Linked DNA regions of Mus musculus: regions 1, 2, 4 and 5 are each linked to region 3. The links are chromatin loops, found by intact Hi-C in ENCODE. Cell type or tissue: gastrocnemius. All regions are shown on one strand.

Region 1 (5,000 bases), 820 kb before region 3:
AGTCATAATAAGGAAAGAATGTGTCAACATGATTTTCATATGCATTGTTCTTTTGATTAGTAATGGCGAACATTCTCATATACGGTCAGTCAGTCATTTATATCTCTTCTCTTTCTATTTATTTATTTATTTATTTGGAAAGTGGAGGTGAGTGTGACCTTCACAAGATACTTTACAACAGTCTAGAACATTCTCATATACGGTCAGTCAGTCATTTATATCTCTTCTCTTTCTATTTATTTATTTATTTATTTATTTATTTATTTGGAAAGTGGAGGTGAGTGTGACCTTCACAAGATACTTTACAACAGTCTAGAACATTCTCATATACGGTCAGTCAGTCATTTATATCTCTTCTCTTTCTATTTATTTATTTATTTATTTATTGATTGATTTATTTGGAAAGTGGAGGTGAGTGTGACCTTCACAAGATACTTTACAACAGTCTATTCTCTCCTACAATGTAATTCCCAGGAACAGAACTCAGGTCAACTGGTTTGGGGAATGCCTGTTTGCTTTGAATCTTCAGATGTGTGTATTGCATTTGGAATACCCAGAGAGTTAAACAAATTATTATGTGGTCATGGGGAGGGGCATTCAAGAGAGAGAGGAAAAGCTATTACATTATACAAAAATTAGAGGGGAATACTGGAGCAGGAAATAATAAATCAGGGTGGGAGATGGGGGGCGGTAGGAGGGAGGAGGAAATATGGGATGCCCAATTAACACCAAAGGCCTTTTGAAAAAGCCATTTGGAGACCCACGACTATAGAAGCTTCCTAAAATTTATACTAGTGAATACATAAAAAGAGTTTTAATGAAGTTTCTCTACAACAGAAGGACACCACATGCTAGCAAATAGAAACATAAGCACCAGGAATTGTTTACATCTTTGTGAGATTTGGGCCAATGGAATTTTAAAAATCCTTCACCCCAACATTACAAGCTATTTGCCAGTGTTCTTGGTTACCTCCAGTACTCAAAGGTTAAAAAAAAAAAAAAAAAACCTATTGGTGAAGTCACCAAAAACTGGACTTGCATATAAATAAATAGATAGATAGATAGATAGATAGATAGATAGATAGATAGATAGATAGATAGATAAAATCAAGCTGGTACTCACTTGTAAACTTCACCGCTATTGGCTATTATAAATGCTAAAAGGTGGTATCTGCACTACCAGAGGAGAACCAGCTGCAAGCTGCAACAAAGACTGCCCCGGAAAGATACGCCAATTGGTGCAATAGTGGCACAAATATTTTTAAAGTAACCAATCACTTTCCTTTTTTTTCTTTTTTGAAGATTTATTTATTTATTATATGTAAGTACACTGTAGCTGTCTTCAGACACCCCAGAAGAGGGCATCAGATATCATTATGGATGGTTGTGAGCCACCATGTGGTTGCTGGGATTTGAACTCGGGACCGTTGGAAGAGCAGTCAGTGCTCTTAACTGCTGAGCCATCTCTCCAACCTAACCAATCACTTTCTTATTGGCTCTTAGGTACTCTCCCTGAGATGAAATCTTTTTCTGTGACTGTTAAAAGGCACTGTCAACATGTGCCTAGATATGTTATAAGCCCTAAAGGAGAACCTACTACTGGTTTTCTGCTAAATGGCCATATTATAAAATGACTCATAATGATCTCTACTCATAAAACGGTACCACTACCCACCCTCATCAGCAAAGATAAAAGCCCCTAACTTTATAACAGGTTGACAGTAAGAGATGGTGGAATGCTCAGCCATAGATCGGATGGAATTGCACAGGCTGTGGTGAGGCACAAGCTCAACGTGGAAGGAGAGACATGAAAACAAAATCCTAGAGGAAACTATTGGCATTTGATAGCTTTGAGAAGAAGGAGAGCCAGCTTTGACATCACATGATGGCATGTCTTGTCTTGACCCATGGTAGGTTGACTACACTGCAGAGGAACCCTCACATAAAGAAAGGAAGAAAATGAAAAAAAGAAAAACTCAAAGTTTGGTGGATGGGAAATCGCAGGTAAAGAGAATAATTATGGAAGGAGTTGGGGTAATTATATTATATGATCAGACGCTACTGTATGGAATTCACAGAAAGAAATACAAATATTATTTTCCAAGGGAATCTCTAAATTAGCAACTTTCCAATATGTTTTATGCAGGAGAAACTTTTGTTTAATGTAGAAGAAATGTATTTTTTAAAGGATCTGCAATCATAAATAAAACCCCAAGGCATTCCTTAACAAACTCTTAGTTCCCACTCTATCCTGAAACTCTTTGCACCCCATAACATATCTCTGATAGCCCAAGCTCTGCAGACTACAGATCAAATATCTAACCAGTAGAAATTCTTCTTCACAGGTTATTTCCCAATCCAAGCACCAATAAGGTGACAATTCTGGATTTTCATATTACTCAGCATGAACCAAGGCAAGACTTTAAGATCTTCTAGAGAGAAAGTTTTGAATTTACTCATCTAGCACACTAAACTTTCTTCAAATCCTGAAGTCAGTTAAAATGGAAATGCTTTATCATGACTGTCTCCAATTAATAAAAAGAACAGGTTTCAATAAAGAATAAAGTTAATAAGGGATGTAAAGCTTCGTCTTGGTGGGATAATTTGCACGTGTGTCTTACCCAAGCTTTTGAATGTGAACTTGAGAATGAGACGTTCTGATTTCTCACAGCTCTTCAACAGCTCCTGAGAACCACAGATTTTATGTCATTAGTTGCTGCTTTGAGAATAGACAAGGGGAGAGGAGTCTCTGTTGATTCCTGTTGCATTCTGCAGGCAGGCTTGTTTGTTCACTCTTTCTAATGTGTTGTTCTTGACCCTCTATGAACAAGGTGTGGAACCTGGTTTATCTGTCTGCAGTAGAAAGTATTATGAAATAAGGACAGCAGGGTCATTTCTGAACAAACTCTTGGAACATTTGAGCTGGCTTTATTTTCCTTTGTCACTAGATGTCACTGCATACACAAGTGTGCTCCCATGGCTAAAGCCATCAGAGCCAGAGAGCTGGGCTACAAGCTTCTGGAAGCCTTCACTGTCGTCCTACTTGGAAGATATCAGTACCTTGGATCTCTTTGAGGCATTCTCAAAATCTAGTTTAATTAGTCTAATCTCTCCTAATACTTTGTCGTCTTCCATATTGTGTGAGATCCAATATAAATGTGTACAAGCCTTTTGCCTTTCAGTGGGATCTTTGGCAGGACTTAAATGTGGTAAATTAATCTTACTCTCCATTTCTTTCTTTTAGAACTCTGGACAGGATATAAATTGGCTATTTATCTCCTACTCCTAATCCAGGCCTGTATCCTATTAAAAAAAAAAAACAAAAACAAAAAACAAAACAAAAAAACCCAGCAATGATATGTCTTCAAGCAGAGTAAACATTAAGTCAATACTTATAACTGACTTCAAATATGTTTGCTAGCAAGTGTCCGTATACATCTGCTCCAAGCTAAAAGAGTTTGCTTTAAAATGAATAGTCCTATTATCCAGTCTCTTTCCACATTTCAGGCTTCTACTTGTGTTTCCTGAGTACACAGGTGTCCTTGGTTAAACCGATAGGCCTCTCCCATCATTTTCCCTAGCAAGTTTTGCTGTCTTTTCAACAAGCACTTAAGGGATTCCTTCAAGTGAATATTTCAGGGCTCTATGGAAAGAGTAATTCAAATCTCCCCAAGAAAATTGGTGAAAACCCTGGCTTCTCAAAGATCTCCTACCTCAGGTGGAATGTTACCTCCCTGAGTTGATCTGCCCTTACCTCCTGGGGGTGGGGATTGTAACTTTGGCAATTAACATTTGAAAACTGCCACCTTCTTGAAGGGGCACCTGGAAATTGAATCTCTGACTGTGTATTGAGATCTGCTCACAGTCCCCAGAATAATCATCGTAAGGTGTTAAAGACCCAAGTTATGAGTCTTCTGTGTAATTGTGGAAAACCTAGACCTCAATTACTTCCTTCACAAAAAATGAAAAAAGAAAATTATGCCCCTTATCACACCATGTATTAAGAGAATCAATCAAGGTATAAATTGTGCCAGAGTTGGGGCAGGATAGTTATAGAAAAACATATCTTCTTTCCTGTAATTATTTTATTGCAAGGTGTGCACTTAGATTAAAGCATGGATAGATTCGTAACACTTTGAAAACTGATCATTTACTTCTTAAAGGCTCCTTTTTAATGTTTTACCTAATGATCAAACATGATTAGTGGATCATTGGCCAGATATTGTCCACGCAGCTAACAGGCAAATGGAGAGAAATTAAAACGAAGGAAGCTTGGCAGAATGTGGTAGCATGCTCTGGGCACTCAAATGAAGAAGACAGAGCTTTTTTATTGCCATGGAAACAGAGGGTCAGACTGGCAAGTCAACAAGGTAGTCTCAGAAGAGGCAAACTTGTTCTTTGCTGGCCTGCCCATCAGTTTTATTTCTAAGAACTACAGCCTGAGAGAAAACTGTGCAGATGTTGGTGAGTATGGCGTCATACTTTGATGCGGCTAAGGTAAGTAAACCAATGATCTAGGACGATTGCATTTTCGATGAAGTGCACATGATTTTAAAAATGGGGTAAAGAGAAAAAGAGCAGACAAAACTCCAACAATTTTAATTGAATCGTAAATGCAGTCGGGATTTGTCCCCTATCGACTCTTTATACACTTGTTTGCCTCTTTTTAAAAAAACGGTGCTGATGACGTCACATTCGGTAAATGGTGGCTTCAAGCCCTGGCCCACTCCTCTCCTCCTCAGTTTGGATTGCTGAGAGCGCCACAAGGCTGAGGCCATCCTCTAATTAAGGGCAGGATTAGCGCTCAATAGCCCATGTGTTGCTCTTGGTGGCTTTCAGCCCTTATGGTTTCTCGCTTCCTTATGGTCACTGTGGCCACCTAGAAATTCTTTTCAGGATTATAATAACCAGATCAGCTGCTGCAGCCTGGAGCCGGGCAGGACAAAGGGAGGCGGAGGGCACTCCCGCAGGGGACTGTCTGTTCACAGATCCCAGCGGGC
Region 2 (5,000 bases), 180 kb before region 3:
TAGGGACGGATTAACTGAACTAGGGCAGTGAGGGATTTCAAGCTAAAATAAGGGCTTGGGTCCTTTCATCACCTCCCTTCCCTGTTGTGGCTTTTCTTAGATTTGTAGCAGGTGTCCGTCCGGTTCCTAGGTGAAGACTCTTCTTGTGGAGAGTGCTGTTGCATTATCTAATTGCCAAGTGGATCAAATGAAATTAAATTGCCGCCCCTTTCTTGTTCTCATTGCATTGGACAGACATCGATGACTGTTCTCCAAATAACTGTTCCCATGGGGGCACCTGCCAGGATCTGGTGAATGGATTCAAGTGTGTGTGCCCGCCCCAGTGGACTGGCAAGACTTGTCAGTTAGGTAAGGAAACTCTCGTGACTGTAATTCTTTGCCAAGGTTGGCTGTGCTCCTCAGAGCTGTGAGGAGGGACGAGCATGTGGCCAGCAGTGTGTGCGTATCTGTATCCCATCATACGAAGTAATTTATTATCAGGGTCTAACGAGCCTGGGAGAAATACCTTGCATGCAAATGGCCTAGGGTTTTTAGGTCCTGTGGGAAAGCCCTGGGATTCCTTGAACCATGTCAATTGTCCCAGGAGTGTTCAGCTGGGTTCTAAACAGGGATGACCTCGTGAGGAACGAGCTGTCTGCATTCTTTTTGCCACATTTAAAGCCCAGCAACTGGATTGTGCTGGGTTTTGCACACAAGTGCCTGGTGGCTTGCTGTTTGTCAGCCAGCAGCCCAAAAGAAAGTTATCAATTAGCAACCCTTGATGGATAAAGGCTGGGAGAGGGTTCCAACGCTCCAAATAGAAGACACCTCCTATTTCTTATTTAGCTAGCTTGTTAAAATGTCTCATATTTCAGACCAGCACTATGGTGTTTTCATTTCAAGGGGACAGCAGTGGGGTGGGGGCAGTCCCCCATTTGTCACTGTTCATCCTTGCTGCTTTTCAGATGCAAATGAGTGCGAGGCCAAACCTTGTGTAAATGCCAGATCCTGTAAGAATCTGATTGCCAGCTACTACTGTGATTGCCTTCCTGGCTGGATGGGTCAGAACTGTGACATAAGTGAGTGACTTTGTTTTGATTTTCATGAAACTTGGGTGACAAGTCTTTTTTCCATTCATCCCCCTCCAACCCCTGCTCGGGTTCTGGGACTCTTTTCCCCTTACTTTGTGATGTTAAGGACGGAACCCACAGCTTCTTGATATAAGCTGTTTAAGCACCTTCCAGCTGAATAGAAGGAAAAACCTTATTAGGGGGAGGGGAAGGGAATGTTTTTGGAGAGGGAGGGGCCAGGCTAAAGCAGTAAGGAAAACATACAATTTATCAGGCTTGTTAGTTGCTAAAATTGGGCATATTCTGATAAGGTGATGAGAACAATGAGGTGAAGTTTCACTCCCTCGTCTGGGAGGATTAGGGAGGGTCCCCACCCTGTGGCATAGCCTTATCTCACCGGAAGCACAGGGAAATCTGATTGAAACTTTTATCAGTCTTGTACTTTTCAGGTGAACCCGAATTCAATGTCACGTGCCTCCTTAATGTGACGGCTTGTTTATTTTTTTCAGATATCAATGACTGCCTTGGCCAGTGTCAGAATGACGCCTCCTGTCGGGTACGTAAGTCATTGCTTGAACAGAAACCTTGTCATTGCTTGAACAGAAACCTTGCTTGACACATGACAACAATCTTTTAAGATTTATGTGACACGGGAGAGTCTTGCTCCTATGGGATTTAAAATGCTGGTGAGAAGCTGAGTCCCTCACCAACCCTAGCTTGTCAGGAGCCTCTTAAAGGCAGGCATTCGGAACCGCTAGTCTGGGCCCAGGCTTAGCACGAGGCCATTTCAGTGAATGGCCTGAACCACAGCAGTCTTGTCAAATCCCTGACGACGTCCTGGGTTCGTGGATACATAGATAAATATGTATGTGTTTCTCCCCCTTCTCTTCTCCCAGGATTTGGTTAATGGTTATCGCTGTATCTGTCCACCTGGCTATGCAGGCGATCACTGTGAGAGAGACATCGATGAGTGTGCTAGCAACCCCTGCTTGAATGGGGGTCACTGTCAGAATGAAATCAACAGATTCCAGTGTCTCTGTCCCACTGGTTTCTCTGGAAACCTCTGTCAGGTGAGCGGAGGCAAAAACTTCAGGTCACCAAGCTTTAGTGTTGAACCCTATTCTCCATCACCATTCTTTCCCCTCCTTGCCCCACTCTAGTTGTTTAGACCCCTGACACCAACTAGCACCCCACTGACTGGAGGATGTCTGCTAGACAAATGCTGTAGAAGGCAGAGTTGAATGATTTCTTATTGATTACTGTGGCCTGTTTGCTTGGCTGAGTGTCATCCCATAGCCCTGTTTTCTATGCTGTCACCGTGCCCTGGGCTTTAATGCTTTCCTGGGACCTGACGACCTTAAGGGTTACATGGGTGTATTCTGTATAGGGGGTCTCCTTGTGGAAGGGGTTGGAGCAATCAATTGTTTACTGCCCAGAGAAGTGATGATGACGCCTTTGTTTTCCTTTGATCTGCTCCTTCCCACTCTTGCCATATGGCAGCTGGACATCGATTACTGCGAGCCCAACCCTTGCCAGAATGGCGCCCAGTGCTACAATCGTGCCAGTGACTATTTCTGCAAGTGCCCCGAGGACTATGAGGGCAAGAACTGCTCACACCTGAAAGACCACTGCCGTACCACCACCTGCGAAGGTATCTCCCTCACCCAGGGCCCATCTATCCACAGATGGGCTCCTGCCACCTCCCCCTAGAGCTCTGATAAGTGGTAAATGGGTGAGGAAGGTTTTCAGATGAAACTTAATCTGATCACTTAGGGAAACAAAACCATACGGAGGTAATCTGTCAGGCTGCTGTTGGGAGAGCCCGAGTACCGTTGCCCAAGGGAGAGAATGTGAAATCCATTTATCATCCCAGTTCAGAGGTGGCCAAGTTTGTGACAGAAGAGAAGAATTGCTCTGAGGAGCGCTGTCAGCAGGGGTCTATAGCAGTGGGGAAGTTAGGCGTTTGTATCAGTTATTGTAGCCATGGCTGGCTATTGGTGCTTGAGACACTTTTTTGGAGTAGTTCATATAAAAATACGTACACGTGGCCTATGGCTACTATATTGGGAGGCATAACTTAAAGACTTGTCTAGATAGGTTTGTCCTTTAGTTTTGGTTAAGATGAAGGAGGGCTGGACAGTGGTGGCGCACGCCTTTAGTCCCAGCACTCAGGAGGCAGAGGCAGGCAGTTCTCTGAATTGGAAGCAAGCCTGGTCTACAAAATGAGTTCCAGGACAGCCAGGGCTACACAGAGAAACCCTGTCAAGGGGGAAGCTGGGGTGGGGTAGCAGGGAAGTATAGAGGTGACCTTCTTTGACAAGCATTTAACATGAGATAGATATTAAGGTGCCATTAAAAGAAACTTAAAAAGACTTTCTGTCCACTTGGGAGTCTTACATTTTACCTGTCATAAGAACATTGTTGGGTTTTAGTTCCCAAGCACCTCTTGATGAGTTAACTCATTAGCCCAAGGAGTGGCCCTATCCAATCAGGCAGGCATACATGGGCTAAGTCCTCTACTTAGAAATGCTGTCGGTGGGTATGTGGCTGGAGTCTGATCCCAAGCCTGTGTTCAGTGATTGACAGCTGCACTGTGGCCATGGCCTCCAACGACACGCCTGAAGGGGTGCGGTATATCTCTTCTAACGTCTGTGGTCCCCATGGGAAGTGCAAGAGCCAGTCGGGAGGCAAATTCACCTGTGACTGTAACAAAGGCTTCACCGGCACCTACTGCCATGAAAGTAAGATTCCACTTGGAACGGGGGAGCCCAGTGGGTACCCAGCTTGGGGGAGCAGATGTATTTGAATTGCTTTAGGAAGAAAATAAGGTAGAGGACAAGTAGTGGCTTCCTTAGGCCCCTGATGGAGGCATTAGTCAGTTGATAAGACCACCAATAGTCTCTTGAGCTCTTCAAGATGATTTTGGAATGTTGTAGAACCTTCCTTTATTTGAGTGGTCCCTCTTTTCTATAGAAGCTTTCCCCCCAGGCCTACCAAATAAGCCAATGTGTGAGGGTCTTAAAATGGGGAGGTACCATCTAGAAGCCCCGGCACAGAAAGGGTAGTGATGTATCCAGGTACGTTTGCTAAGGAGGCAGCTGTGACAATGACCAGGCGGTGCCCCGGTGGCTGCATGACTGGCCCTTCGGCTCCTCAGTTTGCCCATGCTTCCTTTCCCAGATATCAACGACTGCGAGAGCAACCCCTGTAAAAACGGTGGCACCTGCATCGATGGCGTTAACTCCTACAAGTGTATCTGTAGTGACGGCTGGGAGGGAGCGCACTGTGAGAACAGTGAGTCTGCTGCTGCTTTTGGGGACAGATGGCTCCAGGGTGAGGGCTCGGGGTAGAGCAGGGATAACACCTTCCCTTGGGGGAAGCCCTTTTTTTTTTTTTTTCCAGAGATTTCTATTATGGTGGCTGTAATGATCTCCTGTATCTCCTTGGTATTTATTAAGGCTGCTGGGCAGTAGTGGGAGGAGCCACCACTGGGGGATGATAGAATTAGATTGGCAGTTAGGTTCTTTCCAGGCACGTATTCTGACTTGTTGACATTTCTGACCATCTTGATTTTAATTGCCATGGGCATTCCGGAGGATTGTGTGCTCTTTATAACTTGTATTCTTTCCGCCTAGCCGAGAACTTGTCTAAAAGGTTGATGATGAAGTTGAGGTCCTAGGACATCTCACTTGTTCTTGGAAGATAGCATAGAAAGCCAGGGTTGGATCTTCTCATAGTCGAGCTTTGCCCCTTATCATGACGGACTTCTTCAGCCTTGTGTCTCTTTGGTTCTAGACATAAATGACTGTAGCCAGAACCCTTGTCACTACGGGGGTACATGTCGAGACCTGGTCAATGACTTTTACTGTGACTGCAAAAATGGCTGGAAAGGAAAGACTTGCCATTCCCGTAAGTGTTGCTGCCGGGGTCTCCTGTCTGTCTTCTGAGGGA
Region 3 (5,000 bases):
AGCAAAGACAAATAAAGACTTGGTAACTGAAACCTCACATATGAAAAGAATTAGACTAGTCCTCACTCCAAAAAGTTACGAGAGCAAGAACAAATAAGAACTGAAGGCCAAGTCTCTCTACTGCACAGAACATCACTGTAAAACAATTACTGAGGGCTCCATGGCACACATAGAATGTTATTTTTCCAAACACTTTCGTAGCATTATACCTTTCATTATTAATTTGATATGAAAAAACCCAGTGAGACAGATAATCCTGTTATTTCTATCTGTAGATAAAGAGGGGGCTGCTCCAAGAATTAACATGATTTCGTGTCATTTTATAAGTGAAACCACAAGATGAACTCAGGAATCCTGGGTAAAATCTAATGTTAGTTTCACATTCTAGTATTCTTTCCTCAAAAACCTAATGATCTAAATTTCAAGAAGTGACTGGGAGGTGGCTCAGTGGATAATGTGATTGCCATCCAATAATGAGGACCTGAGTTCAGATTCCTAGGACCCATGTAAGGTGAGGTACAGTAGTGTGGGTCTATAACCACAGCTCTTTCAAAGCAAGACAGGAGACACAGAGAGAGAGAGAGAGACAGAGAGACAGAGAGAGACAGAGAGAGACAGAGAGACAGAGAGAGACAGAGAGACAGAGAGACAGAGAGAGACACAAAAGAACTGCTGAAATTCAGTCTAGCTAGTCTGGCACATGCAGGGGGGAACTAGAAACACAGTCACAAAGTGGAAGATAAGGACCAAACCCCAAGGCTGTCCCCTCTGATCTCCAACTAGTGCACATGCATGTGCATACACACACAGAAATAAATTAATTTCAAGACATGCTATAAAATAACCTACAGAAGCAGGCACAAATGACAAAAAATTTATAGAAATGACATCATGAACAAGATGCCAATACTAGTACATAACAGAACAACAATATGAACTAACCAGTAACCCCCCCCCCCGCCCCAGCTGGTGTCTCTAGCTGCATATGTATCAGAAGATTGCCTAGTTGGCCATCATTGGAAAGAGAGGCCCATGGGTCTTGCAAACTTTATATGCCCCAGTACAGGGAAACGTCAGGGCCAAGAAGTGGGAGTGGGGGAGGAGGGTATGGGGGACTTTTGGGATAGCATTGGAAATGTAAATGAAGAAAATACATAATTAAAAAATTAAAAAATAAAAAAATAAAACAGATAATAGATTTTTCAAGTAATGAAAACTGGGGTGCTTGACCTGCTATCTGCTTTACCAGAATCTTCATGATGTCATACTTTTGTGAAGCACACAGTAGAGCATTCTTTTCTAATGTCACACAAATATCGCATGTAGGTATATGCACATGTGTGAGTACAAAGGGTTGTCAAATAACTATATAAATAACAAATAGCAGCCAAATGACAAAGAAGTCTTAAGATCAAAGTACTGTCACATGCTACTCACATGTGACAGAATGACACATGCAGAAGCCTAATTTCCTGTATTACTTAATGGCTATGTTCTGTAAGGTACTCCAGGAGAAATATCTAAGAGAGTAAGTAAGCACTATGCATATTTAGACTGTATGGGTAATGAGGACATGGCTGCACACTTAAGACAGTGCCACAGAATTCTCAGGAACTGTGAACTACAGGGATACACAATACCCACCTCACCCCTAACTTCCTTAACCAAATATCCCCAAACTGGCATTGACTAGAACAATGAGAAGAAGAGAGGAGGAAGAGCACTAACCAGGACAACATGTGTCAGTCCCCCTCGGCCCCTTCTAACGTTTACTGTTAGGATAGGCCTGGGCCCACAAGGCTTTCCAAAGACAAGGGGATTCTTCCTCCTAGCACAGCAGTTCTAGATTCTTGACCCTAGAACAAAGCACCCAGCAGATAGCCTCTGCCAGTCTCAGAATAATTTCTCAAGGCCACTCTGGATAGTTCTGGTAGTTGTGATTGTTTTCACTGTAGTGTCCAGTGTGGTGTATCCTAGTAAGTATGTTGGGATGGAAGCAAGAGAAATACACGTGTGTATAACAGACTCTGGAGTACCTATATACACAACCAATGGGCAAGCAGACCAGAATTTAAGGTTCCGTGATAATCTGAGACTGAGCCATCCATTTTAACAGCAATTCAGTCGGCCTGCTTTCTTGGATCACAGTATCTAGAGAAGTTACCTTAGGAAACATAGAACAATGATGCCCTCTACAGCCTTTAGAGAGAATCCATACAGTTGGTGAAGGATCCTGAGTCTACCTTTCTAGTAAAGATTGTTTTAACACTAGAAGATAAAATAAAACACATACTTTGCATGTGCATCAGGAAAAACAAAATCATTATAAGAAAATAGTGTTACAGTTTAATGTTGAATGACATAGAAGTGAACTCTACATGTTGTCATTCTGTTATCTGTTTAAGAAGAATTAATTGGCTAACTGTTGGTGTGCTGTGGAAGTAGCTCAGAGGGTAAAATGCAAGCATGAGAATCTAACTTTGATCCAGAGAACTCACAAAGAAAAATTGAGAACATCTTTAATCTCCCCACTGTGGAGGCAGAGACCAGTGGATCCCTAGGACCTGCAGACCAGCCAGTCAAACCTGTTTGCTGAGTTCCAGGCCACTAAGACACCCTGTCTCAAAAGGTACAGGTGGATGCTAAGGAATGACACCCCAGGTTGGCCTCTGGCTACACATATGTGAACATGTGTACAATCAAGTACACACACATACAGCATGCATAAACAATTACAAATAAACAGAAGCTGCTTGTAAAAGAATTATTTTAAAAGTCACTAGGAACACCTATGGCAGAAATAGAGAAAGACAGAACTTTTAAGTAAAGGATATACCACAAATTGAAGATTACACATTACCTGTCCAGAAAAAGAAGTTATGAGGAAAAAACACAGAAGGAGTGGTACTGGTCACCTCGGTAATATCCTAGAGTATTCAGGTCCCGTGACATAAAAGAAACAGAGGAGAAGTCCTTCTCGGGGGTGTTCTAGGACAATGTGTGCAATGTGTGACAATAAGATGCACCTACTGGGCACTGAACATAAAGTAAGTATAATTAGCATAGGAATATTTGGTTTCTATATCAAAGAAAACAAGACTCATTCATCAGGCAAACCTGGAGCAGTCTGGCAAGTAGAAGAAAACATGAAACATTTTTCAGTTATAAAAAAAGGAAACAAAAACAGGTTTTATTCCAAGGAAACAGACTGTGACAGGGAGGCCTGAGAACTGACAGAGAACACTTGGTAAAAGAAGCTTTATTTCAAAACAAATACATCCTCTTGCTGCAAAGCCATCAATACCCACAGCAACTCTCCTATGGTGTAAGAAGGTACCCCAAACCTCCACAGCCATGATAGTTTGAGCTGGGTAATGTCAGAAAGCTGCTAGCAGTTTTGTTCCAGTTCCATCAAGTAAGCAGCACACACCTAGCTGCACACATTTCCCAATCTGGCAATGCAGCAACAGCAGTCTGCACACTCGGAGCACATTGCCAGCCACGGCACTACAGCCCAAAGCCTTCAAAAGAACAGAGCTCTCAAAAGAAACAGCTGAAGAGGTTGGGAAAGTGGTGAGTTTAAGACTCAGGAGAAGGAATACACTTATCCTTCTTAGGCTTTCAAAGTTAGGCAAAGACAAATATTGGAAAAGTGTTCTCAGGGATACAGGTCGCTCTCCTCTCAGCTGTATTTCTTATAAATACCAGGATTACTTGAAGTGCCTTTAATTGTTCTTTTGGAGCGCTTCACTTCAATCTTTCTTAACATCCAGAAGGTCAGTAAGTAGAACTCACCCTATATGGAAATACCTGCTGCAATCTTGTTTTCAATGCTTCATACCAGATCAATGCATCAACTTTCAAATAAGCAATGGTGACACAGTCAGTGGCGCATTCCCCTTTAGGTACACCAAAAACCTAGGACACAGGCTGTAAGTGATTCACAGAGGGAAGCTAGCAAGACAAAAGCCTGACAGCCAATCTCTATTCAGCTGTCTCTTTCTCTAGAAATGCAATGCATTGCTCTTCCCATTCGCTTTTACTATAACAAGGAAATCACATCAATATTTGAGCATATTTAACTTTTTCTGGTGTTCTACAAATGCAAAGACTGATGAAATGTTAGCTGAAATGTAGATCTCAGTATAAAACTAAAATTGCTACCAGGAGAAAGAAAAAGCATAAATAATAAAGATATAAAGAAAAATTTAAAATATAGTAAACTCATTTCCTTTTTATGCATTAATAAACATTTACACCTATTATATTTCAACTTTAGAAAACAACTCAGGCTTTTTACACCAGTACTTCCCCACAGACCCCAAAGAAAAAGTGGACAGTATGGACCAGCAAAAGGAGATGCTGTCAGCCTTCTACAGTGGTGGGAAGGGGCAAAGGGTCACTGCACATTCCCTGTAGAAGACAAAGCCAGATCCACATTCCAGGGAAATTTGGCTGGTCCAAGTTTTCCTTAAATACAGATTGGCCTGCCTGTCACTAAGCCAGGCTCTGTAATCTTCCCAGGCTGCCATTGCTAGGGAAGCCAGGAATCCCTTCTAATTAATCAACTCTCACAACAAAAATTTTCCCACCCACGAAACAGTAAGTGGTTGGGAGGGGAAGTGGGAAAGCAGTCTTCGTGGCCAAAAGAATCGTAGACTTTGCTGTAATACCGAACTAATCCAAGAAAACAGATGCAGGAAGCAGAGGAAATGATCTAGAGACAGACAATGAGCTTGGGGGCTTTCACTGTACTGCTCTTCTGGAGCCCAAGTTAAACATGTTAAATCTTAAAATGTAATTACTGGGAATGAAGCCTGGCAACATTTTACTCTTCTTAAAGCCAGGAATGGGACCCTGAACTTTTCCTGAGGCAGATATCAGATACATGATTGGACATTTTAAGCAATAATTTATTGTTCTGTTTCTTTTCTCGAACACTTTGTGTTTTAATGGACAAATATCTATGATTAATACTTGAGTGTTCATATCTGTTACTA
Region 4 (5,000 bases), 70 kb before region 3:
TTCTAACAAAATTCCAAGTAACCTTGATGGACCTGGGGGCCACACTGTGACAATCAGTGACCTATGACAAGTGGTTCCTGTCCCTGGACAAACATTAGGATCATCTGCATGACCCCACCAGTCCTTGCTGGATATGTTTCACTGGCTGCTTTTGTCTGCCTGCCTTCCTTCCCTCCTTTTCTCCCTCCCTCCTCCTCTCCTTCCCTCCCTTCTTTCCTCCTTCGTGTTTTAGAAACCAACACCGAGAATGTTGTCCTGGCATTGTCACATGGACTCTAATGCTGCTTGGGCTTCTCTGAAGGTTCACTGAATAGAACACCTGGAGACAAGGGGGAAATGATAAATTTGTGTGTCTTTCAAACAGGGTAGGCAATGAGTGATGAACTCTGACCTGAGACCTATAGAAGTTAAGGTGCAGGGCTGGTGAGATGGCTCAGTGGTAAGAGCACCCGACTGCTCTTCCGAAGGTCCTGAGTTCAAATCCCAGCAACCACATGGTGGCTCACAACCATCCGCAACAAGATCTGACTCCCTCTTCTGGAGTGTCTGAAGACAGCTACAGTGTACTTACATATATTAATAAAATAAATCTTAAAAAAAAAAAAAGAAGTTAAGGTGCAGGTTATGGTTTCTTTGGAGGGTCCTCCATGGTCTATTCCGTGCGCAGTGCCACCCCTGCTCTTTCTAGATAACATTCTACTCCTTTAATCCTGCGTCTATGCTTCCCTCACTGCCTCTGCCTTAGCATGGCTGGTAGAGAATTAGTGTCCTGAAAATCAAGTTCTATAGTGCCTGTTTCTAATTTAACTGGCAGAAAGGCTAAATATTTTTCTTTGGTGGTGGGGGGAAGCAGCTATATTTCTTTCGGTGCGTGCTTTCTGATTCATTCTACACTGCCCCTAAACAGGACAGTTTTGTCCCATCCTCAACTCCTCAGTTTAAGGAAGCATCAGGCTTTGTTGATCATACATTGGTACCTACTGATGAAGCCTGACAGTGCAGATTACCCAAGATTATTATTATTATTACCCAAGGATTCTTCCATGCATCATAATTAATCTCCCAAAAAGATGTATTTCCTTTTGCTATTAAATTCCTAGGGAAAAAAAAAAACAAACCTAATTATCTTAACTGTTGACATCAAATCGATCTAGCTGAAAAGATAAACATCATGTCTTTATATTCTAATAAAAGGAATAAGCATGGTACCTAGCTTTTATCTGTACTAGTCTTCAGGTTTAAGTGTCAAGTAGCTATTTAATGAGATAACTAAAACTCTACATTTTAAGAAGGATTACATTAAAGGATTTTATTAAAGAAGTACTTAAATGCCCCATAAAACACCATTTCCCTTATAAATATTCACTATGGTTCCTCTGTACAATGTCCATTCATTCACGGAGAACATATCTACTCTACTGGAGAAGAAAAGGGAAGCTGCCAAAGACTAATCAGAAAAGAAACTGCAGGGCCTGTTCTTTGAGTAGCTACTCCACAAAGAACACTGAAATACCATATTCTCTCTGCTCCTTCCAATGGAGGCAGTTACTTCAGTGTAGCTCAACTTTTACCATGTGACATAAAGTTGCCTCGGAATTATAAAGCACATAGGTATGTCACCAAGAAATACTAAGATATCCCTAATGAACATTGTTTAGCCCAGGCCTATAACATTCTCTGCCCTACTGCTTCAGAGATATTAGATACTAAAATTGATTAGATCCATATTCATTGTAATTGCTGCCACTATCAACAATGCAAACTCACATGTATTAGCTAATGAAGAAGCCAGACAAGACAGGCTTTCATAAGCAGTGAAAAAAGCAGAAGAAATATTTCATCAACAAGAAAGTGGACAGATGTGGAAAATGGTAGGAATATCCAAGGTAGTGCCCACAAGCCAAAACTGTAAATAAGGTTAGACTCACACAATTATATGGCTGGAGTATATATTACACTACTGAAGGCAAACATTCATTTCATTATTAGGGCTTAATGCCAGGTGGCAGAGCACAGTTGATCAAAGTGAATGCTGAGGTTCAATTTTCTTCCTTGTAAAAACTCAGTGCATTTGCAGCATTAGCCCCTTACCAGAAGAGGGCAATGGTGGCCACCAATACTGGCAAGTCTCATAGAGTAAAGTTACCTGCCCGGAAGGTAGCGCCTGCCACAGCACACAGGCCTCATAAACACCTCAGGGAGTTGCTGGGTTATGCATGCAAGGACATAAACTCTTCTCTTGAACAAGAAAACAGATGACTAGAGGACTGAGCTATTTCAGTGTGTGTCTACCTCATGGGACAAAAGTGCTATCCACAGGCAACCCGCTTTCTACATGTTAATACTAAGTCCATGCTCCACGCTTTTAAAAAGGTGAGGTGAAGACCCTGGAGAGAAGCTATTATATGACATGAGATGTTTGCAAATCAGCTACAATTCTAAATGCAAAGGACATTCCCTGAAGGACTCTAGCGTTTCAGGCTCCTATGGGGAGTTTCCAGGCCCCATCCTAGCTTCTTTTTCTTCTTCACTAGTGTTCCCAATTTCATATTCCCAAGCAGGCTGTTTGTAGCCCAAGGTCTTCAAGCTCTCTAAAGGCATCTCTAATCCCCTCTCTCCTGGACAAACCATTTGCTCTGCTAAGCAGGTTCACTCAGCACCTACTTTGTAAGACACACTTACCTGTAAGGAAAGAAAGAGATTGTTTTCCGTTTACATTTTTGGCCTAAGTCAATAGTGAATGGGTAGATAGAGGGGCAGAAGGCAGAGGATAAAGAACATGAAGAATGGGCAGGCTATTCACTCTTTCCCTTTTCATAAGATAATGATGTTCATAAGGTAAGGATGCAAACTTTAATGTCCATACCTTCACTTTTCAATCCCCACAACAACCTGCTCCCTCTCCAGTTCTAGGTCAATGGTAGCATGACCTTTCTGCTTCTAAGACTTGACACTCCCTTCTCCAGAAGTCACAGACAACCCCCATCCTGGAGTCCCAGGTACCCAGTTCCTCCTACAATCCAAGCCACCACTTTGTTTTGCTTGGTCCTCTGCAGCACTCTCTTGTGTTCCCTCCATCAATTCACCTTCAGTCTGTTCCTAGGGGGATCAAACTGGGTTCAACTTTGTCCCCAGCCTCTACTCCACTAGAAGAACTTTGAGAGCTTTCTTTCAGTTGTTCTCAGAGAAAAGACTAACTCTATGAGAAGCTAACCATACATCCCAATTTGTCCAAGTCAGCTGCACTTTAGGACCCACTCTCGGAATTATTATTAGCCAGCCTCTTCTCTCTGAAATCTTGCCTCGGCTCTTGCGATAAGCTGCATGGCTTGCTGTGAGGCATACCGTCTGCCAGATGCTCCAGCCTCATGGAACTTGACATTCCTGTATTCTGCAGTGCTCCATCTCTGGTGGTCACTAGCTACTTATTCACTTGCTTTTTATTGAGCATATACCAGCCCAACGGCAGAAGGCAAACAATGAGGCAGAAGATAGAACCTTGGTTCTGATGAACACCACTTCCCACCTGGCCTCCACCAAGGATTTCTGCAGTTTTCCTTTGTGTCTTCTTCATCAAAACCCATGACTGCATACTCAAGTGAAGCTCCCTTTACCTGGCTGGCAGCATCATGATTCTCATTTCCAGAATTCTTCTTGAAACATTAAACACTGGTTTAATATTTTAAACTCTCCAACTGCTGTATGGTTGGATGGGTAGCTAGAGTCTTCTCATTGGTGTAAGGTGGACACTAAACAAGAGTCATTTTTACCAAGTAAGTCACAAGAAGAATACCTTTTCCCATGAGGCTACATCAGGTCATAACTGAGGGGGTAGCATCATCCACCTGGAGAAGAGATTCCCCTCCCTCCCTCCACTCACTTTTCTAAACTGAGGGCCCTCCCATATAACTATTATATAAAGGTGCTAATATCAACTTCTTCATAATCAATTAGCATATATAATTATATATACTTTTGGGTTACAGAGTAATGTTATATGTAGGTACTAAGTTTCTTAAAATATTAATCTTTCACACTTTTTATAGATATCACAAATATTTTACCATGTCTGTATATGTGGGGGTGCATTGTGTGCATGAGTTTGTATCTGTGTCTCTGCATATCTATGCACATTTGCATGTGTGTTTCTGTGTGTGTACATGACAGTATGTGTCTCTTTGTATGTATGTGTATGCATTTATTTGTGCGTATTTATATGTGTATATGTTTGTGTCTTGTATGCAGGCATGTGTATCTGGTGTGTGTATGTGTGTATGCATGTATGTTTGCAAGTGTTTGTGTATGTGTGTCTTACTTACTGCTTCATTGCTGTGAAGAGGAACTCTTGAAAAAGAAGGCATTTAATTGGAGGTTTGCTTACAGTATCAGAGGGTTAGTCCATTATTATCATGGCGGGATACAGATATAAAAGAGAGCATTTAATTGGGGGCTTGCTTATACTTCCAGAGGGTTAGTCCATTATTATCATGCCAGAAAGCAGACAGGCACAGCACCGGAGCAATAGCTGAGAGCTTTACCTTCTGAGCCACAAGCAGCAGACACAAAGAGACACAGAGTGCTTGGTGTGGGGGTGCTTTTGAAACACCAATGTCTACCCTTAGTGACATACAAAGCCCTGGAGATTGAATGCATTCTAACCAAATGCTCTAATATGAGAGAAAACCCCAGCCCTGATTAGGCATTGTTGTTGTTGTTATTATTATTTCTATTAAATAAATTAAGCAGGGATAAATGCTCTAATGATTTCCCACACCAGAGGGGACCATTTAAGCTCCTCTTTTCACTAAGATAAGTCACAAACTTACAGGGTCCACATGTCAGTCAATTATAGAAATGTCTGAATAGTCCAGATCTAAAAGGGCAAATTTTGCCAGCAAGTGCAAAGACAACAATGTTCAGGATATAATGTCACTTACAGCAACAAGAATAAAGCAAACAGTAGGCCTCTGTGACGGCAGAGCTCTGAGGAACGAATGGCC
Region 5 (5,000 bases), 1.0 Mb before region 3:
GACCCTGTGCCCATGGCAATCCTGCTATGTCAGCCTCCTGGGTGCTAGCATTATAATAGTCACGAGTTCCCAGGACTGACTGACATAGTAGTGGTTTCTTAGAATACATTTTATATTCCTGGAAAGTGGCACTGAGTTGTTACTGTATAAAATAAATCAGAATAGAAATTGTATTGATTCATTGGGCTCATAATGCAGACACATGTGAGAATTTGCCCTAAGACAAGCTGTTGGAGGACACTGTCTACCAGGCATGGCATGGCCTTCACCCCCTTGAACCCAACAGCTGTAATTGCCTGAGGATACGCATACAAACCTAGGCTCACTGACAGCCCATCATGAAGTGTGGCAGGACTCATGATGTCCGCCTGCACCTTCCCCAAAGATAAGACAATTAGCTATTGCTGACAACTGGATACCTTTTGTTGGTGATATAGCTGCCCATAAGCTGGCCACGATCCTGAACATAACCCAGTTAAGAAAATCGGTTTGCTAAGCCCACCTGGGTGGAATCATTGCTTTGTTTCTATCTGCAGTTCTGAGTGGGGTAAGAAAACATTTGCTAAGATCTTTGCAAAACAGGTTCTCACACCTCCTGCACATATCTTTATGCACGGCGGGATATCATGTGCTCACAGAGTCCTCACTGCTTCATTCTTTTTTTTTTTTAAAGCAACTCTTTGATTTTTTTTAATTAGGTATTTTCTTCATTTACATTTCCAATGCTATCCCAAAAGTCCCCCATTCCCTCCCCCACCACTCCCCTACCCACCCACTCCCACTTCTTGGCCCTGGCGTTCCCCTGTACTGAGGCATATAAAGTTTGCAAGACCAATGGGCTTCGCTTTCCACTGATGGCTGACTAGGCCATCTTCTGATACATATGCAGAGGGGGGTGGGTGGTGGGAGAGTGGGGAGGGTACTGGTTAGTCCATATTGTTGTTCCACCTATAGGGTTGTAGATCCCTTTAGCTCCTTGGGTACTTTCTTTAGCTCCTCCATTGGGAGCCCTATGATCCATCCAATAGCTGACTGTGAGCATCCACTTCTGTGTTTGCTAGGCCCCGGTATAGCCTCACAAGAGACAGCTATATCAGGTTCACTGCTTCATTCTTATGTAAAAAGAATTAAAGAAAAACACTGGTCTTCCTTCTTCTTGATTTTCTTGTGTTTTGCAAATTGTATCTTGGGTACTGTAGGTTTCTGGGCTAATATCCACTTATCAGTGAGTGTATATCAAGTGACTGCTTTCATGATTGGGTTACCTCATTCAGGATGATATCCTCCAGATACATCCATTTGCCTAAGAACTTCATACCCATGGAAGGAGTTACAGAGACAAATTTGGAGCTAAGACAAAAGGATGGACCACCCAGAGACTGCCCCACCCAGGGGTACATCCCATAATCAGTCACCAAATGCAGACACTATTGCATACCCCAGCAAGGTTTCACTGAAAGGACCCTGATATAGCTGTCTCTTGTGAGGCTATGCCAGTGCCTGGCAAATACAGAAGTGGATGCTCACAGTCAGCTATTGGATGGAACACAGGGCCCCCAATAGAGGAGCTAGAGAAAGTATCCAAGGAGTTGAAAGGGTCTCAAACCCTATAGGTGGAACAACATTATGAACTAACCAGTACCCCAGAGCTCGTGTCTCTAGCTGCATATGTATCAGAAGATGGCCTAGTCGGCCATCAATGGGAAGAGAGGCCCCTCGGTCTTGCAAACTATATATGCCCCAGTACAGGGGAACACCAGGGCCAAGAAGTGGAGGTGGGTGGGTAGGGGAGCAGGGTGTGTGGGGGGAGAGGGTATAGGGGACTTTTGGGATAGCATTTGAAATGTAAATGAAGAAAATACCTAATTAAAAAAAATTTAAAAAGATGGCTTGTCTCTCCCCCAAACCCATTCTTTCAGAGGATAGAAACATTAGATAAAAGAGGGACAAAAATAAATAAGCTGCCAAATAAAATTTTAAAGGACAGGTGGATTCTAGGTAGTCTTTGGGATCAGGAAACGCATGCTCTGACTAACATGATGTTCTTCTCGAGCACATAGGGCTAAGCCACTGTAGACTGAACATCATAAATACATGAGACAAAATGAACTTTTTCCTTTTTAAGTTTTTGCTGTTAGCTATTGTCGTCTCAGTGACAAGAAACACAATTGGCAGAGGGACACCTAATGGCTTCCTGATGCACCAGTGTGACAGACTACGTGCACAACAGTGCAGAAACATCCTTGGAAATGGGTAAGGTGAGGATCCTGGAAATGGGTTGTAGTTCTGGCTCTGCTCTGGCTCTGTCCCTTGACAATGCTGACATTTAACAACTCTGCGTTTGTGATTTCCCATGGATTAAACCTAAAGTTATATTTGAGGAAGCCTTAAGACACACCCCCTGGAAGAAGATGTGTTGATTAAGATTCCCTGTATTCTTTATAAACCGTCAGGTAGTCCTGAAAACGCACAAAAGCATGCGGTAGTTATAGGTAGGAGCATCTATAGGTTGTGATCCTTTTTTGGTCTTATGGCAGAGAGACAGCTGTTTCTCATGGCTGACTTATGTATCCTGCTCTTTAACAGAAACCATCTTTAATGGATGTAGGTATCAGTCCCAGCCTGGCTTCAACTTATCCACGATGATGAATCAATACGAAAAACTCTTGGAAGCTCAGCTAAGCATAGATGCCTTACAAATGTTGAGAATCTGCATATGCAGCTTTTGCACACATGCTCACAGTAAAACCAGTGCGTTGCTTTCTTCTGAAACCGAACTCCAGAATTTAGCCAGCAGAGGGCGACAGTTGATAATATTTGAACGATGAGCTGGTTTCCCGTCCTTTCAGGAGACAACACTGGCTTGAAGTGCTTCTTCTTTGTTTATGCTTTTCTGTCAAATATGGTCAACATTACACCTCAAAGAAGAGTTGGAAACATCATAATTTAACTTTAAGAACAAAAAAATGAAGTCAATGAAACTCTGCTTGGTCATATTTACAAGACTTACAAGTTTTTGGGTTTGTTTGTTTGTATTGTTTTGTTTGCTTTTTAGTGTTCGTGTTAGAACTAGAGAAGGGGAAAAGTTCAAATACTTTGGACAATTGCCCAAATGTAGGTAGCTTGATTCAAATGGGACTCTCGTGGCATGCTCAGAGACACTGCCTCCAAGGTGTCTCTTTGTAATTGACTCTTAGCTGTAATAATTTGCCAAAATTGTGGACTCAGCCTTAGAAGAAACATTTAGGTCATCTTTAACATAAATGATCTAAATAGTGTTATTTCCACAGATGCATAAAATAGCATGGACCCAGGCTGAGAAGTTCTTTGGGTTATCAAGCCACACCTTCAACTGTGTGCTGCTGCTGAGTACAAGGTCACTCCGTTGGAACTCAGTAAGAAAAATCATTAGAATGTTTAATTGCTCTCAGGACGCAAAGCTTCTGTGTGCATGTGGATTACAGTGCTGGGTTCACATGACTACTTGTGGGGTGAAAAGAAAGGCTACAACCAACACACAAAGTGTAATAATACCTGCCAGAATTGGGGAAGTCAGCACATCAACAATACATCAACAACAGAAAAACCCTGTCCACAGACTAAGCAATTCTTCCATTTTAAGATGATGTTAAACGGGAAGATTTCAGCTGTCTTCTGGCCATTTTTAAAGTATTCTAGTAATCTGGATTGTTACTCTCTATTGCAGTTTTGACTTTTAACTATTACACAGTTGCCAAGGACAGAGACAAGAATCAGGAGCACCGCACCCCCATAACCGTGTGTGTGTGTGTGTGTGTGTGTGTGTGTGTGAGAGAGAGAGAGAGAGAGAGAGAGAGAGAGAGAGAGAGAGAGAGAGAAAGAGATTCTAGACCACAGACTCTTGTATCATGTTGGCCCCACAATGGCTTTATATAAATGAGCCATTCTTGTGTCCCAGTTATCCTCCCAATTATCTCTCTTGATGCCTACTTTCCATTAACATTTAAACACAAAACAACACTGGCAAAATATGTTAGAAACAATATTTAAGTATAGGCTTCAATGGTGAGTATTTGTAGTTTTATTTCAATTCTTAGAATCAAGTCCTGAACACTCTGAACTCTGACAATGCAACACATGGTTAGTACCTTTTAATTTGTGGCAATGTAAAAATTATAGACACTTTGTATATAAAGGGAAGAGAAAACATGAGGCACATCTTTGGAAAAGAAATTTTTATCGATACCGTTCCTTTAAACTTACCTTCTGGTCTGATTTTAAAAGTGAGGCCCAACACTGTCATCACTTAGATTCATTTGATCAGTTACAAAATATTTCAAAGTAATTAAAACATTACAAAATTTTAAAAACACACCAGAACACATACTAGCTACATTTATCACTGCTATGATGAAATACTTGACAAGAAGCAACTGAAGGGAGGAAGGCATTATTTAGGTTGATGGCTTTTGAAGGTACAAATTCACTGTGGCAGAGAAGGCATGGTGGGGCAGGCAGTTTATGCCAGAAGAGAAATTAGATCCCTCTCCTAAGGACCCATTTCCTCAAGCTAGATCCCATCTCATAAATGTTCTTCAACTTCCATTATTGCACGGTTAGCTGTGGCCAAATGTTCCCTGGGTTTTGCTGGTCAGTCAGCCTGCCTCAACTGGGAAGCCCTGGATTCAGTGAGAGATTGGTGAGGACATCTCACCTTTGGCTTCTGCAAACATATCCATGCATACACAAATGAGTGCGCAAGGGCACACACATACACACACACACACACACACACACACACACACACACACAAAAACATGACTTGGAGAAAATTCATTAGTAAGTCCATAGCAGAAATACTTAAGGGTTTGGTGATGTGGTCATTATTTTTCTAAATTTCTTTATGACTCCTCCCCTAAAAATTTGGATATCTCACTAAGAACTGTGTATAAATGTTTACATACAGATGTTTTTGAAGCTACTGTATTCAATTCTCATCTGAACAATGAGAGCCCTGTGGT

The links. Peaks named below come from ENCODE experiments on the same cell type or tissue, not always from the same donor. Only the 100,000 strongest peaks of a DNase experiment are listed, where the experiment ranks them.
Region 1: it touches region 3 in a loop (9-fold over the local background); 16 of 42 quality-filtered maps call a loop at or near these places.
Region 2: it touches region 3 in a loop (2.5-fold over the local background); 5 of 42 quality-filtered maps call a loop at or near these places.
Region 4: a loop joins it to region 3, with 6 times the contacts of the local background. A loop is called at or near these places in 6 of 42 quality-filtered maps.
Region 5: a loop joins it to region 3, with 6 times the contacts of the local background. A loop is called at or near these places in 18 of 42 quality-filtered maps.

What each region holds. Positions count from the first base shown.
Region 1 is chr2:137,730,579-137,735,578 of GRCm38, reverse strand. No RefSeq gene overlaps it. Among named protein-coding and RNA genes, the nearest start is that of Gm14064, 70 kb to the right of the region's middle. In gastrocnemius, a CTCF peak has its summit at 2,952 (motif pointing right); DNase peaks (open chromatin) are centred at 2,995 and 4,888.
Region 2 is chr2:137,088,555-137,093,554 of GRCm38, reverse strand. Jag1 (jagged 1) reads left to right here. Exons shown (of 26, transcript NM_013822.5): 9 at 235-348; 10 at 945-1,058; 11 at 1,559-1,605; 12 at 1,946-2,119; 13 at 2,550-2,700; 14 at 3,626-3,790; 15 at 4,230-4,343; 16 at 4,845-4,958. Among named protein-coding and RNA genes, the nearest start is that of Jag1, 25 kb to the left of the region's middle. In gastrocnemius, no CTCF peak of the experiment used is centred here; a DNase peak (open chromatin) is centred at 2,585; H3K27ac peaks cover 477 bases.
Region 3 is chr2:136,911,713-136,916,712 of GRCm38, reverse strand. The region is part of intron 2 of Slx4ip (SLX4 interacting protein); the gene reads right to left. Among named protein-coding and RNA genes, the nearest start is that of Slx4ip, 22 kb to the right of the region's middle. In gastrocnemius, a CTCF peak has its summit at 2,193 (motif pointing left); a DNase peak (open chromatin) is centred at 4,501; H3K27ac peaks cover 1,984 bases.
Region 4 is chr2:136,981,250-136,986,249 of GRCm38, reverse strand. All of the region lies in intron 2 of Slx4ip (SLX4 interacting protein), which reads right to left. Among named protein-coding and RNA genes, the nearest start is that of Slx4ip, 92 kb to the right of the region's middle. In gastrocnemius, a CTCF peak has its summit at 2,100 (motif pointing right); no DNase peak of the experiment used is centred here; H3K27ac peaks cover 431 bases.
Region 5 is chr2:137,940,748-137,945,747 of GRCm38, reverse strand. No RefSeq gene overlaps it. Among named protein-coding and RNA genes, the nearest start is that of Gm14062, 66 kb to the right of the region's middle. In gastrocnemius, a CTCF peak has its summit at 2,790 (motif pointing right); a DNase peak (open chromatin) is centred at 2,796.